Linked DNA regions of Homo sapiens: all the other regions are linked to region 2. Evidence: chromatin contacts called from ENCODE Hi-C or POLR2A ChIA-PET data. All regions are on one chromosome and are shown on one strand. Each heading gives the region's core, a stretch centred on a gene start or an enhancer-like site at or near the end of the contact. The rest is flanking DNA. Distances are from core to core; before and after follow the strand shown. Region 1 has its middle 65 kb from the start of DNAJA2-DT. Region 2 has its middle 41 kb from the start of MYLK3. Region 3 has its middle 42 kb from the start of DNAJA2-DT.

Evidence for each region. A loop is a pair of places that touch in the nucleus more often than their neighbours do. ChIA-PET counts read pairs that join two places held with the same protein, here RNA polymerase II (POLR2A). Pooled maps may share reads with other maps.
Region 1: a pooled map shows a loop between it and region 2 (3-fold over the local background). The contact joins two enhancer-like sites. A Hi-C loop is called at or near these places in 5 of 50 pooled maps. POLR2A ChIA-PET finds 5 or more read pairs at or near these places in 3 of 52 experiments (A549 and activated T-cell).
Region 3: a loop to region 2 is called in a map with no recorded cell type, with 8 times the contacts of the local background. The contact joins two enhancer-like sites. A Hi-C loop is called at or near these places in 5 of 37 single-sample maps with no recorded cell type and 4 of 50 pooled maps. POLR2A ChIA-PET finds 5 or more read pairs at or near these places in 2 of 52 experiments (GM12878 and WTC11).

The regions. Positions count from the first base shown.
Region 1 is chr16:47,036,403-47,040,388 of GRCh38, forward strand. No RefSeq gene overlaps it. Among named protein-coding and RNA genes, the nearest start is that of DNAJA2-DT, 65 kb to the left of the region's middle. RefSeq lists silencers at 1,258-1,447, 1,458-1,687. Within about 2 kb of position 1,514, at least 20 of the 41 ENCODE cell types and tissues checked have a DNase peak (open chromatin) inside an H3K27ac peak, as active enhancers do.
Region 2 is chr16:46,787,774-46,791,724 of GRCh38, forward strand. It overlaps the pseudogene LOC100130180. Among named protein-coding and RNA genes, the nearest start is that of MYLK3, 41 kb to the left of the region's middle. RefSeq lists enhancers at 352-401, 2,554-2,603, 2,614-2,693 and a silencer at 2,354-2,403. Within about 2 kb of position 1,303, at least 12 of the 41 ENCODE cell types and tissues checked have a DNase peak (open chromatin) inside an H3K27ac peak, as active enhancers do; they include GM12878, where a contact is called at or near this core.
Region 3 is chr16:47,013,926-47,017,983 of GRCh38, forward strand. No RefSeq gene overlaps it. Among named protein-coding and RNA genes, the nearest start is that of DNAJA2-DT, 42 kb to the left of the region's middle. Within about 2 kb of position 2,751, at least 4 of the 41 ENCODE cell types and tissues checked have a DNase peak (open chromatin) inside an H3K27ac peak, as active enhancers do; they include GM12878, where a contact is called at or near this core.

The DNA of each region.
Region 1 (3,986 bases), core at 264-2,763, 250 kb after region 2:
CTCTAGGTGTCATGGGGGAAAGTGTCCCAATTTCTGTGCTTAAGGGTGGGGTTGGGTGATTAATTTGGAGGAAATCTTCCACATGCCCGGTGTGTCCTGCAGATACAATTGTTGGAGAGGCTGGAGAAACCAATATTTTAGCAGAAGCTTGAGGAACAGGCAGTTTTCCTTGTTTTCACCATCCCTAGATGACGTGGCTGTGAGTTCCATGTAAAAACGTGCAGTTTGCATTACTGTTCTCTTCTCCCTGGCCTAAATTGGATTTAGACTCAGCCCTCCTGCCCTGTCCCGGTCTCTCTGAGGACTTCTACCTATTCCCTCATTCCCCTAGCCCCATTTTGCTCAGATGGGTTTTTTATGGCCATGACTCCACCCAGCTAGAGTTGTCAGATTTAGCAAATAAAAATAGAGGTCCGCCAGCGGTGGCTCATCCCTGTAATCCCAGCACTGTGGGAGGCCGAGGTGGGAGGATCACCCGAGCCCAGGAGTTTGAAGCCAGCCTGGGCAACATAACAAGACCTTGTTTCTACAAGAAATAAAAATATTAGCCAGTTTCGTGGTGGTGCATGCCTGTAGTCCCAGCTACTCAGGAGGCTGAGGAGGGAGGATCGTTTGAGCTCAGGAATTTGAGTCTGCAGTGAGCCAAGATAGTGCCACTGCACCACAGCCTGGTGACAGAGTGAGACCCTGTATGAAAAAAAAAAAGGAGGCTGTCAGTTAAAGTTAAATTCAAATTTCAGATAAACAATGGAAAAATTTTAGTGTAAGTATGTACCATGCAGTATTTGAGACATACTTCATTACTATTTAGAAATATATACATATGTAAAATTAAATTTCTATAGAGATGAGGTCTCACCATGTTGCCCAGGCTGGTCCTGAGACTCCTGGGCTCAAGCAATCCTCCCGCCTTGGCCTCCAAAGTGCTGGGACCACAGGCGTGCACCACCGCGCCCGGCCGGGACATACTTACACTAAAAAAAGTACTTGCTGTCTATCTGAAATTCAGATTTGGGTGGGTCGCCCTGTATTTCTCGAGGCAACCCCTCAGCAGCCCTCAGGGGGGACTCCCTCCGCACTCCAGGCCCTCGGGTGGCGCCTTCGCTGGTTTATCTGCGGTTCACTTGCACCTTCTTCAGAAGTGGCCGACAGCCCACAGCGAAGGCGGCCCCGTGCCAGACTCTTCTCTGGGGATGAGGCTCCGGGGAGGAGACTCCGGGGATGCGCCTCTGGCGGGATCTCCCCTGGAAGAATCTGAGTCCAGTGGGGAGAGGAACACGTCCCGCAGCTGCCCCGTTCCACGGTGGGAGGCGTCACGCGGCCGGGAACACAGGGAGGCGGGGGGCTCCGGAGGCGGCGGCTGGGAGGACCCCGCGGGAGGGCGCCGGGGAGGCCGCGAGGACCGCGCCGGGGGGCTGCGCCCAGGCAAGCTGTGTCCCTCCGAGGCGAAGATAGGAAGCTGCCCCGCGGCGCGCGGTCCCCAGGCAGGGTGCTCGCGGGCGGAGTCAACACAGCCTGGCTTCTGCACCGGCTCAGGCCGCCAGAGGGCGCGCGGGTTCGGGAAATGGCTTCCCCCCCCGCAGGAGGAGGGCCGAGCTCCCCGCGGGGCGGGAGGAGGAGGGAAAACCGAGGACAAGCCCCCGCCTTGGCGTCGAGGGTCTCCACCAAAGCCCCACGCGAGAACGGGCCGCGTGTTTCTGGTGAGAGGGGTCTCGATAGTGCCATCCACCGCGAGGCCCGACTCCCAGCGGCGTCCAGGAAGCAAGGGAGGGAGGGCGGGAGCGGGGACGCGGCCGTTCCCACCCGGCTCCTCTCACGAGACCCGTGACAAATCGCTGGTCGGAGAGAGAGTGCACGGCCCCAAGGAAGGGAGGCACTCAGAGCCCTGTCCTTCCAGACATTCAGACTATTAACTGATGGTTGGTCTAGAGGGGACAGGACGGCAGAGAGACAGAGAAAGCTGGCGAAGGACGCGCAGGATTTCAGATGTAATGCGTGACTCAGAGAGATTGCATAACTTCTTCCAGGCCTCAGTTTCGACGTCTGTCAAATGGGAGTACATTTTCCCTCAGCGGGAGGATCGTTTTGAGTCCAGGAGTTTGAGGCTGCTGTGAGCCCAGATCGTGCTACTGCACGACAGCTTGAGGACAGAGTGAGACTGTCCCCCCCGCCAAAAAAGAGGATGTCAAAGTGAAATTCAAATTTCAAATAGACAATAAATTTTTTTATTTATTTTATTTTATTTTTGAAACGGAGTCTTGCTCTGCCCCCCAGGCTGGAGTGCAGTGGCGCAGTCTTGGCTCACTGCAAACTCCACCTCCCGGGTTCAAGTCCTGCCTCAGCCTCCCGAGTAGCTGGGATTACAGGCGTGCACCACCACATCCAGTTAATTTTTGTATTTTTAGTAGAGACAGGGTTTCGCCATGTTGGCCAGGCGGGTCTTGAACTCCTGACATCAAGTGATCCATCTGCCTCAGCCTCCCAAAGTGCAGGGATTACAGGCGTGAGCCACTGTGCCCGGCCAAAAAAACTTTTGGTGTAAGTATGTACCATGAAGTATTTGGGACATACTTCATTACTATTTAAAAATATATACATACATAAAATTACATTTATATAGGGACGAGGTCTCACTATGTTGCCCAGGCTGGTCCTGAACTCCTGGGCTAAAGCCATCCTCCCGCTTCAGCCTCCAAAGTGCTGGAACTACAGGCGAGTGTACCTCAGTGGTCCAATGAGAAAATCCACTCATCATGTGACTGTGTTTGTAAACCGTGAGGTGTGCAAAATGAGGAGCTGTTGCCCTCTCTTTCCTCCCCTTTCACCACTCTCTTTCCTCCCCTTAAAAAACAGGGGAGGTGGCTCACTCCTGTAATCCCAGCACTTCGGGAGGCCAAGATGGAGGGATTACTTGAGCTCAGGAGTTTGAGAACAGCCTGGGCAACATAGTGAGCACCCCCCTTCTCCACTAAAAATCAAAACAATTACCTGGGTGTGGTGGTGCCTGCTCATGGTCCCAACTACTCTTGAGGCTGAGGAGGGAGGATCGCATGACGCAGATCCAGAAGGCAGAGGTTGCACTAAGCCGAGATGGCTCCACTGCACTCCAGCCTGGGCAACAGAGTGAGACCCTGTCTCAAACAAAACAAAACAAAACAAAACAAAAAACCAGGGGAGAGAATATGTGTTGAATAAAAGAAAGGAAGGAAGGAAGAAGGGTGGGAGGAGAAAAGACAAGAGGAACACAGTCAGGGTGGGCTCTGCCTTTCCTCCTTCTCCTCTTCCCTTGTTAAACGTTCCAGAGACACCGGGCCTTTGATTTCCTTATTTTTCAGATGAGAAGATTCATTCATTATTCGGCAAGTATTACCGAGTCCCCAGTGTCTGCCCTCCCAAGAGGATAGAATCTAGCAGGGCCATAGTCCTGTCCACATAACATTCCCTCATGTGTCTACACTGCTTCAGATTTTGCAAAGCATTTTTACAGCCACTTTCTAATTTGTCCTCCAGGAAACCTTGGCCAGGTGCAGAGACAGGATTAATTGAATTTTCCTCCATTTTACAGACAGGAAGCAAGGTTCAGAGACACCAAGCGCTGCCCAAGGTGGCTTAGTAGCATGGGGGTCAATATGGCTTCTTTCCCAACAAATGCTTCACATGTAGTGAGTTGAAAAACATAGCAGGAGGAAGTGACCTTGTTTGTTGAATAAAAGAGCAAACGGTTAAAACTGGAAACAAGCTCCGTGTTCTTCAGCAGGGTGAAAAGGCGGCGGCCCATGGAAGGCTATGCAGCTATGCTTGTGGCTGGCTCATTTTGGAGGTAACAGTCACAGTTTCCATCATTTAGGGCCCTCTCTGAGCTGGATGCTCTGCCAAGCCTCCCATACAGATTATTACTTCACCTTCACAATAGCACCCAAGGTAGGTACTCAGGCAGGAGGGTGACCTCCTCAAGATCACATGGCTGTGGAGCGTGGAGGTGGGCT
Region 2 (3,951 bases), core at 53-2,552:
TGGCGGGCACTTCTAGTCCCAGCTACTTGGGAGGCTGAGGCAGGAGAATCTCCTGAACCGGGAGGCGGAGGTTGCAGTGAGCCAAAATTGCGACATTGCACTCCAGCCTGGGCAACAAGGAAAACTCTATCCCAGAAAAAAAAAAAAAAAAAGGTTAAAGTATTAAAAACAACTAATACTAAAATATGTTAATGGATACATAATATAAATAGTAGACAATTGTGACATCAATAGCATAATGTGGGAAGAGAAGAGAGAAAAGCATTCTTGCATGAGAGGGAAGTTATCAGCTTAAAGTAGACTGTGAGAACTATATTCTGTGTAAGCCCCGTGATAACCACAAAGAAAAAGGGAATCAAAACCTAGCAATGCAAAAAAAAAAAAAAAAAAAAAAAAAGAAACAAAATGACAGCAAGAAAAAAAAAGGAAATAAAATAACCACAAGACAAATAAAACAACAAAATGGCAAGAATAAATCCTTCCTTACCAAAAATTACTTTAAATTTGAATGGAATAAATGCATTAAAATCATGCTGAAGAGGTATCTGCACTCCCATGTTTATTGCAACATTATTTGCAATAGCTAGATATGAATTCAACCTAAATATTCATCAACAGATGAATGGATAAAGAAAATATGGTATATACAACAATAGAATATCATTCAGCCTTTAAAAAGAAGAAAATCCTGTCATTTGTGATACTGTGGATGAACCTGGAGGACATCAGGCTAAGTAAAATAAGGCAGGCACAGAAAGACAAATGCCACACGATCTTACTTATATGTGGAATCTAAAAAATGTCAAACTCATAGTACTAGAGTAGAAAGGTGGTTACCAGAGGCTGGGGGTTAGAAGAAGGAGAGAACAAGGAATCAGAGTGTCAAATAAATGATCTAAGAGTACAAAGTTTCCATTAGGATGAAAAATATATAAGATCTAACACACAGTAGGGCAACTATAGTCAATGATAATGCATTATGTATTTCAAAATAGCTAAGAATAAATTTTAAAGGTCTTACAACAAAAAAAATGAGGTGATAGGTATGTTAATTAGCTTAATTATTCCACATTATATAATACATCAAACCATTACATTGTGCCCCATTCATGTATACAATTATAATTTGTCAAATAAAAATATTTTTTAAAACAAAAAAATGTAAATGGAATAAACTCCACAAAAGAAAGATGTAGAGTACCTGAACAGATTTAAAATTTATATGTTGTCTACAAGAAACTCGTTTAGACTCAAGGACACACAAAGGCTGAAAGTGAAGGGAAGAAAAAAGATATTGCATGCAAATGTTAACCCAAAAAAGGCAGAAGTTGCTATAACTCATATCCAAGAAGGCAGACTTTAAGTCAAAAACTGTCACTAGACACAAAGAAGGTCATTTAACAAAAAATGGGTCAACAAGATATAACAATTAGAAATATATATACACCAAACTTAAAAGCACCTAACAAAGCAAATATTGACAGATCTAAAAGTACAAATTGACAGCAATAGTAGTAGGAGACTTCAACACTCCACTTTCAGTAACAGACAGAACGTCCAGACAGAAAATCGGTAAGGAGTGAACTTGAACACTATAACAAATGGACTTAACAGACATAAATAGAACTTTTCACTCAACAGAATACACATTCTGCTTTTCTTCCTCCTCCTCCTCCTCCCCCTCCTCCTCCCCCTCCCCCTCCTCCTCCTCTTCCTCCTCATTCTTATTCTTATTCTTCTTTTTTAAGATACAGGATTTCAATCTGCCACCCAGGCTAGACTGCAGTGGTGTGATCAGAGCTCAGTGTAATCTTGAACTGGCCTCAAGCGATCCTGTCCCTTCAGCCTCACAGTGCTGGGACTACAGGTGTGAGCCACCAAGCCTGGCCTACACATTCTTAAGCACACACAAAACATTCTCCCAGATATATTGATCACGTTAGGCCACAACAGAAGTCTTAACAAATTTAAGGTCAAAATCATATCAAGTATGTTTTCCAACTACATGGAGTGAAATTAGAAATCCGTAACAGCACACACACAAAAAAGGAACATTCACAAATAGTGAAAACTAAATAACATACTCCTAAACAGCCACTGGACTAAAAAGGAAATAAGAAAATGGACCTCACCCTCTGCCTGCCACCGCCCACCCAGCTCCGCCCACCCTGCCAGCTCCGCCCACCCTGCCAGCTCCGCCCACCCTGCCAGCTCCGCCCACCCTGCCAGCTCCGCCCACCCTGCTACCGCGATGAGCTGCTACTCCCGAAAGGCCCGGCCAGCTCCGCCTCCGCGCTCAGCCCCTTCCCCGCCTCGGGAGGGTGAGCGGGCCAGGTGCACACCAAGGGCCAGCCGCTCCGGGAGGTGCGCGCGCTCGGGGGTCCCCTGCATCCCCCGCAGCCAAGTGGATTCGTGGCTGGTGCACAGCGTGGCAGCTGAGGATGCAGACGTGGCTCACGGGCTGCTCGGCGCCACCGCCACGTTGGCCAGAGGAGTCGGCGCCAGCCAGGCTGCACAGTGGGGGCGGCGGGGATCCCCAAGCAGCTCGGAGTAGCCCCTGGGCCGGCGGGGAAGAACGAGAAAAATGAGGCACTAAGAAAAGAGCATGAAGCTGGGGCTCCCAGTTCCCAGCACGAGGAAAATGTGTCAACCCAGAAGAACTCATTACAAAGCAGAACAATGAAGATGAAAACAAACAGCAGATAAACCTGACCGGGAGGCAGAAAAGACCACTGAACCTAGAAATGAGACATCTGAATGGGACAGATACTTCTTTCTCTCTGGAAGATTGTTGTTTTCATCATAGCCTGAAAATTCACTGGAGGGATCTCATCGGGAGATATTCCTCCTTTTCCAGGCAGTATCAATGATGGCATGAATTTCTTCAGCACATTATAATGGAGACTTTACCCAGGCTGTAAGTCACGATGTCAATATTCATGAGGCCATGTTGCTGTGTCCCAACAATACATTTCGAGGAGATCCAGTAGGAAGCACTTCACAGGCACAAGAACCATTTCTACAGTTACATTCTCATACCACCAATCCTGGGCAAACCCTTCCTAGAACTAATTTGAGAGGATCTCTTCCACATGTTGACAATCAGATGACGAATCTAAAAAGCCAAGACCTACTATATGACCTTCCCGTAAATGTATTTGATAAACTTAATGTCATTAGCCACAGACAAGGACTTTGGATGTTTCTCGGCTTTCTGAAGAACCAGATTCTGATTCTGGCCTTTCTTTAGACTCGTCACAATAGCACCTCTATCACCAGGTCTAATTCTTCTCACTCTGTGAAGCTGCTATAGGGTTTTAGTATAGTCTCGTTCCCATCATGACTTAGAAGGTGCTGTAGGAGGCTGCTACCCAGAACCCAGTATGTTTTATCACATGGATCATAGTAGTGATTATGGTTTCCATGGGGATCTTGCATTTCAAGACATATTTTATAACCACACTTATCACTTACAGCCAAATGCACCAGAATCTACTTCGGAATCTTTTTCAGGCCTGGAAAGTCACAGAAAATAAGGAGTAGGTACCTCAGTGACTGATAGAAACTTGAGCTGTGATGAATGGCATGCTAAAGCTTTGCATATCCCTTTTTCTGTAGATGAAATTGTCCACATGCCTGTTTTTTGTTTTTTTGAGACCGAGTCTTGCTCTCTTGCCCAGGCTGGAGTGCAGTGGTGTGATGTCATCTCACTGCAACCTTTACCTCCTGGGTTCAAGCAGTTCTTCTGCCTCAGCCTCCCAAGTAGCTGAGAGTCCAGGCACCCGCCACCACGCCTGGCTAATTTTTGTATTTTTAGTAGAGACGGGTTTTCACCATGTTGGCCAGGCTGGTCTCGAACTCCTGACCTCAGGTGATCTGCTCAGCTCGGCCTCCCAAAGTGCTGGGATTATAGGCATGAGCCACTGTGCCCAGCCCACCTGTTGATTTTTT
Region 3 (4,058 bases), core at 1,501-4,000, 230 kb after region 2:
TGGCCCTCTGGCTACCTCCCTTTCTCCAGGCCCCAGGACATCCTCCTTGGTTGGCACCCGCGGCCCCAGGCCTGGGTCCCGCCCGCGCGTCCCGCAGACCCCTGCTCTCAGCGCCTGGATCCTTCCAGGGTCTGTCTATGCTCAGGGCAGCCTGCGTGCAGCGACGCCGCCTCCAGAGCGCACCCCCTGGGCGGGAGCCAGGAGAATAAGGAGAAAACCTGAACAGGGCCTCTGTGGCTAAAGGAGGCCAGAAGGCCCCAGAGAAACCCGCGCCAGAGGAGGGCCCCCCAAGCGCTGAGGCCCACGCGCCGCCGCTGGCCCAGGAACTGGCCGAGTGCATGGAGCAGATGGTGCAGAAGCGCATCCTGAAACAGGGAGAGCAGGCTATTGCGGCAACCGAACCCTGGCAGCGAAGGAACTTCCTGCCCCGGAAGAGACAGGGTCTCCCAGGCTGTAGTGCATTGGTGCCATCTGGGCTCACTGCAGCCTTCACCTCCCGGGTTCAAGCGATTCCCCCACCTAGCCCCCTGAGTAGCTGGGATTACGGGGGTCTGCCACCACGCCGGGCTAATTTTTGTATTTTTAATAGAGATGGGGTTTCACCATGTGAAACCCAAGCTGGTCTTGAACTCCAGGGCTCAAGTGATCTGCCCACCTTGGCCTCCTAGAGTGCTGGGCTTACAGGTGTGAACCACCGACCCCAGCCATGTTCAATTTCTTTTTGTTTTTCCCTTATCCTGGAACGATCCCCCTCCCTCGGGGTGGCCTAGGGGCTTGTCTTGAGCACAGAGCCTTTCCAGGACTTCCCTTGGCAGAGAACCCTGGAGTTGGCCTGTCCCTGGCCAGACCCAGGGTCTGGGATTGTTGGGCAGGTGTGAGACTGTCAGAAGGGCACAAGACTCCATTTATTTGCTAATGAAATGTCCCTGCTGCCAGAAGGAAGAGAGGTATATTTAGAAAAAATACAATAAATTGAAGTGAGTATTCAGTGTGTTGCAGAAAGAATATTGTACTCCATCTTCAGGATTAGATTAAGTAGCTGTTGGTAACAAGGATTAGTGGGGAAGCTATATAATCAAACACTGCTTTTCACTTTTGAAAGGATGCCCTGTCAAATGGTTTAGTGCTTTATGCCATTATGTCACATTGACATAATAAATCTCTATTTTTGATAAAAATGGGATAGGATTTACAAGGTTTGAACTCTGGGATCCAAGACTAGAAAACACCATACTATGGTTGGAAACTTTGTGTCCTCCCCAAATTCACAGGTTGAATCTCTAACCCCCAAGATGATGTTGGGAGATGGGCCCTCTTGAGAGGTGATCAGTACTCTCATACAATTGGCCTGAGGGAGCTCATTCAAACACAGCAAAAAGTCATCATCAATGAATCAGAAACAGGCCCTTGCCAAACACCAGATCTGCTCATGCCTTATCTTGGACTTCCCAGCCTCCAGAAATATGAACAATACATTTCTGTCATTTAGAAGACATCAGTTGATGGTATTTTGTTGTAGCAGCCAAAATGGACTAAGACACATCACCAGGAATCTGGAACCAAAACTGTAGGAGCTGCGTGCCCGCAGTTCTGGCATCCTCCTTTATCCTACTCTTTGCTCATTTGCTTCCTCAGCCTACTTTCCTGATAGTTTTGACCTACAGATGACCTTGGCTTTTTCTTTGGCTAATTGCTGATGTTGCTTTTAAAATTAAAGTAATACATGCATAAGTAGAAAATGATTTCTTCCCCACTCTGGATCCCTAGTCCCCTCCACCAGGAAGCAATTTCTGTTAATAATTGTGTCTTAGACATCATCGCAGGTATTTTCTATGCATATATATCCCCATTCTGTATACAAATAAGGGCATGCAACATACATCTTTCCATTTTCACCAAAGTTTGATAAAAACTGTACCCCAAAACAGACGGGTTTATTATTTTACCTTCTTTGGCCAATGCAGAGTTCATATTAGAAAAAATCCAATAGAACCGTTTATATTTTTTCTGTAGTCTTATTCATTCTTTAGATTTTCTTTTTCTTTTTCCAAATCAGATGATCCCTTGGGAGGCATATTAAAGGGTTTAAAATTTAGATCATAAAATAAACCACTCATTTCCAATAAGTAATACAATACCACGCATTATTCAGACACACTGACCATGGTGTGTGTGGCAGGGAATGTTTTATGACTTAAAATTCACAGTGCTGTCATTCTTGCCCAAAACGAGACCAATTTCTACTTTGTGGTGGATATACAGCTGAGGTGTTCAAGAAATAGAGCATTTTCTATTGTTCTGTAGCCTATTTATTTATTTATTTTTTGAGACAGAGTCTTGCTCTGTTGCCCAGGCTGGAGTGCAGTGGCGCAATCTCGGCTCACTGCAGCCTCCGCCTCCTGGGTTCCAGCAGTTCTGCAGCCTCCGCCTCCCGGGTCGCTAGGATTACAGGGACGGACCACCACACCCAGCTAAGTTTTGTATTTTTTTAGTAGAGATGAGGTTTCACCATGTTTGCGAAGTTGGTCTCAAACTCCTGACCTCAGGTGATTGGCCAGCCTCTGCCTCCCAAAGTGCTAGGATTACAGGCGTGAGCCACCACACCTGGCCTATAACCCAATTTAACTTCTACCCAGGACCCCCAGTTGACTAAGGTTGTGGAAATGTGGCATTCTTCCCTGCCCTGGGGTATTGTCTAAGCCCCAGGGCTTCTGTAATACCAGGAAGTTGGGGTTTGTCCTCTATGTTGCCTACCAGGTGTCCACACAGCCATCCATCCACGTCTGCCTGGTCAGGTCCGGTGGACTGGTCCATGCTGTCGTGAATAGGGTCAGGGCTATTCTTCTGTGGCCTCCATTGCTGTGCACAGGCTTAGGAAGTAACTGTCACCCTCTGTGACCACATTCCCCTAGACGCCTATGTGTTCATTTCCTTTCTGGGGTTTTGCAACTTTCCCACACAGGGGAACACAGGCCTCCTATGCTCTCAGATCCTTTGCTTGCAACGTGTTTTCTTCCACAATGTCTATGGGAAAGCACTGGTTCCCATTATCCACATTCATCACTTTCCCTCTCTTCTCTTTTCTTGCCCCACCCAGTCTGCCAGCCCCTCAATCAAGGCCTCTTTTGCTTTTGTGTGGGATAAATGCAGGCAGGGGGTAGGGAAGGGCAAAGGTGAACCTTCTTCTACTACAGCGTTATTATTCTCTTCGCATTTCTTTTGGTCTTAGTTCTTTTGGTCTTAGTTCTTTTGGTCTTAGTTCTGCCCGGCTGGTCTTCTCCTTCACCTGTATCTGGTCCCATAGCAATTAGCCCTTCCTGTGACATCATGTAAAGAATAATCTAGGCTGGGAGTAGTGGCTCACAGCTGTTATCCCAGCACTTTGGGAGGCTGAGGCAGGTGGATCACCTGAGGTTCAGGAGTTGGAGACCAGCCTGGCCAACATGGTGAAATCCCATCTCTACTAAAAATACAAAAAAATTTGCCGGGTGTGGTGGCATGACCCGTAGTTCCAGCTACTCAGGAGGCTGAGGCACAAGAATCACTTGAAACCAGGAGGCAGAGGTTGCAGTGAGCCGAGATCACGCCACTGCACTCCAGCCTGGGAAACAGAGTGAGTCTCCGTTTTCAAAAACAAACAAACAAAACAAAACAAAAACAGTAAAGAATAATCTAGTAGAAATGCGCTACCTGGTGTGCATTTAATTTTCCTGAGGGCTCTATGTCCTAAAGTTTGATCTTCTTTCTGTCCCATGTCATAAGGTTAGAACGCGCAGGGTTTTGGCAAGCCTGAAGCAGAGGGCATAGATTCTGTTCTTTGTCTGTCCTGAGAAGAGAAGCCCTAAGGAGGGCAGCTCAGATGGCCCAGGTGGGAGGCGGAGCCACCGGGTCCAGAAGGTGGCCTGGATCAAGCCTTTAGTCTCAGGAGATAGAGTAGTTTCAGGTGGGGCATGGGAGGTGCCTGTGTCTCGCAGGCTCACACTGGTCCTCTCTCCCTGCTGGACAACTGGCCTTTGTGATTTCCTGCCTCTGACCCCACTTTCCAGATACTTCTGTAC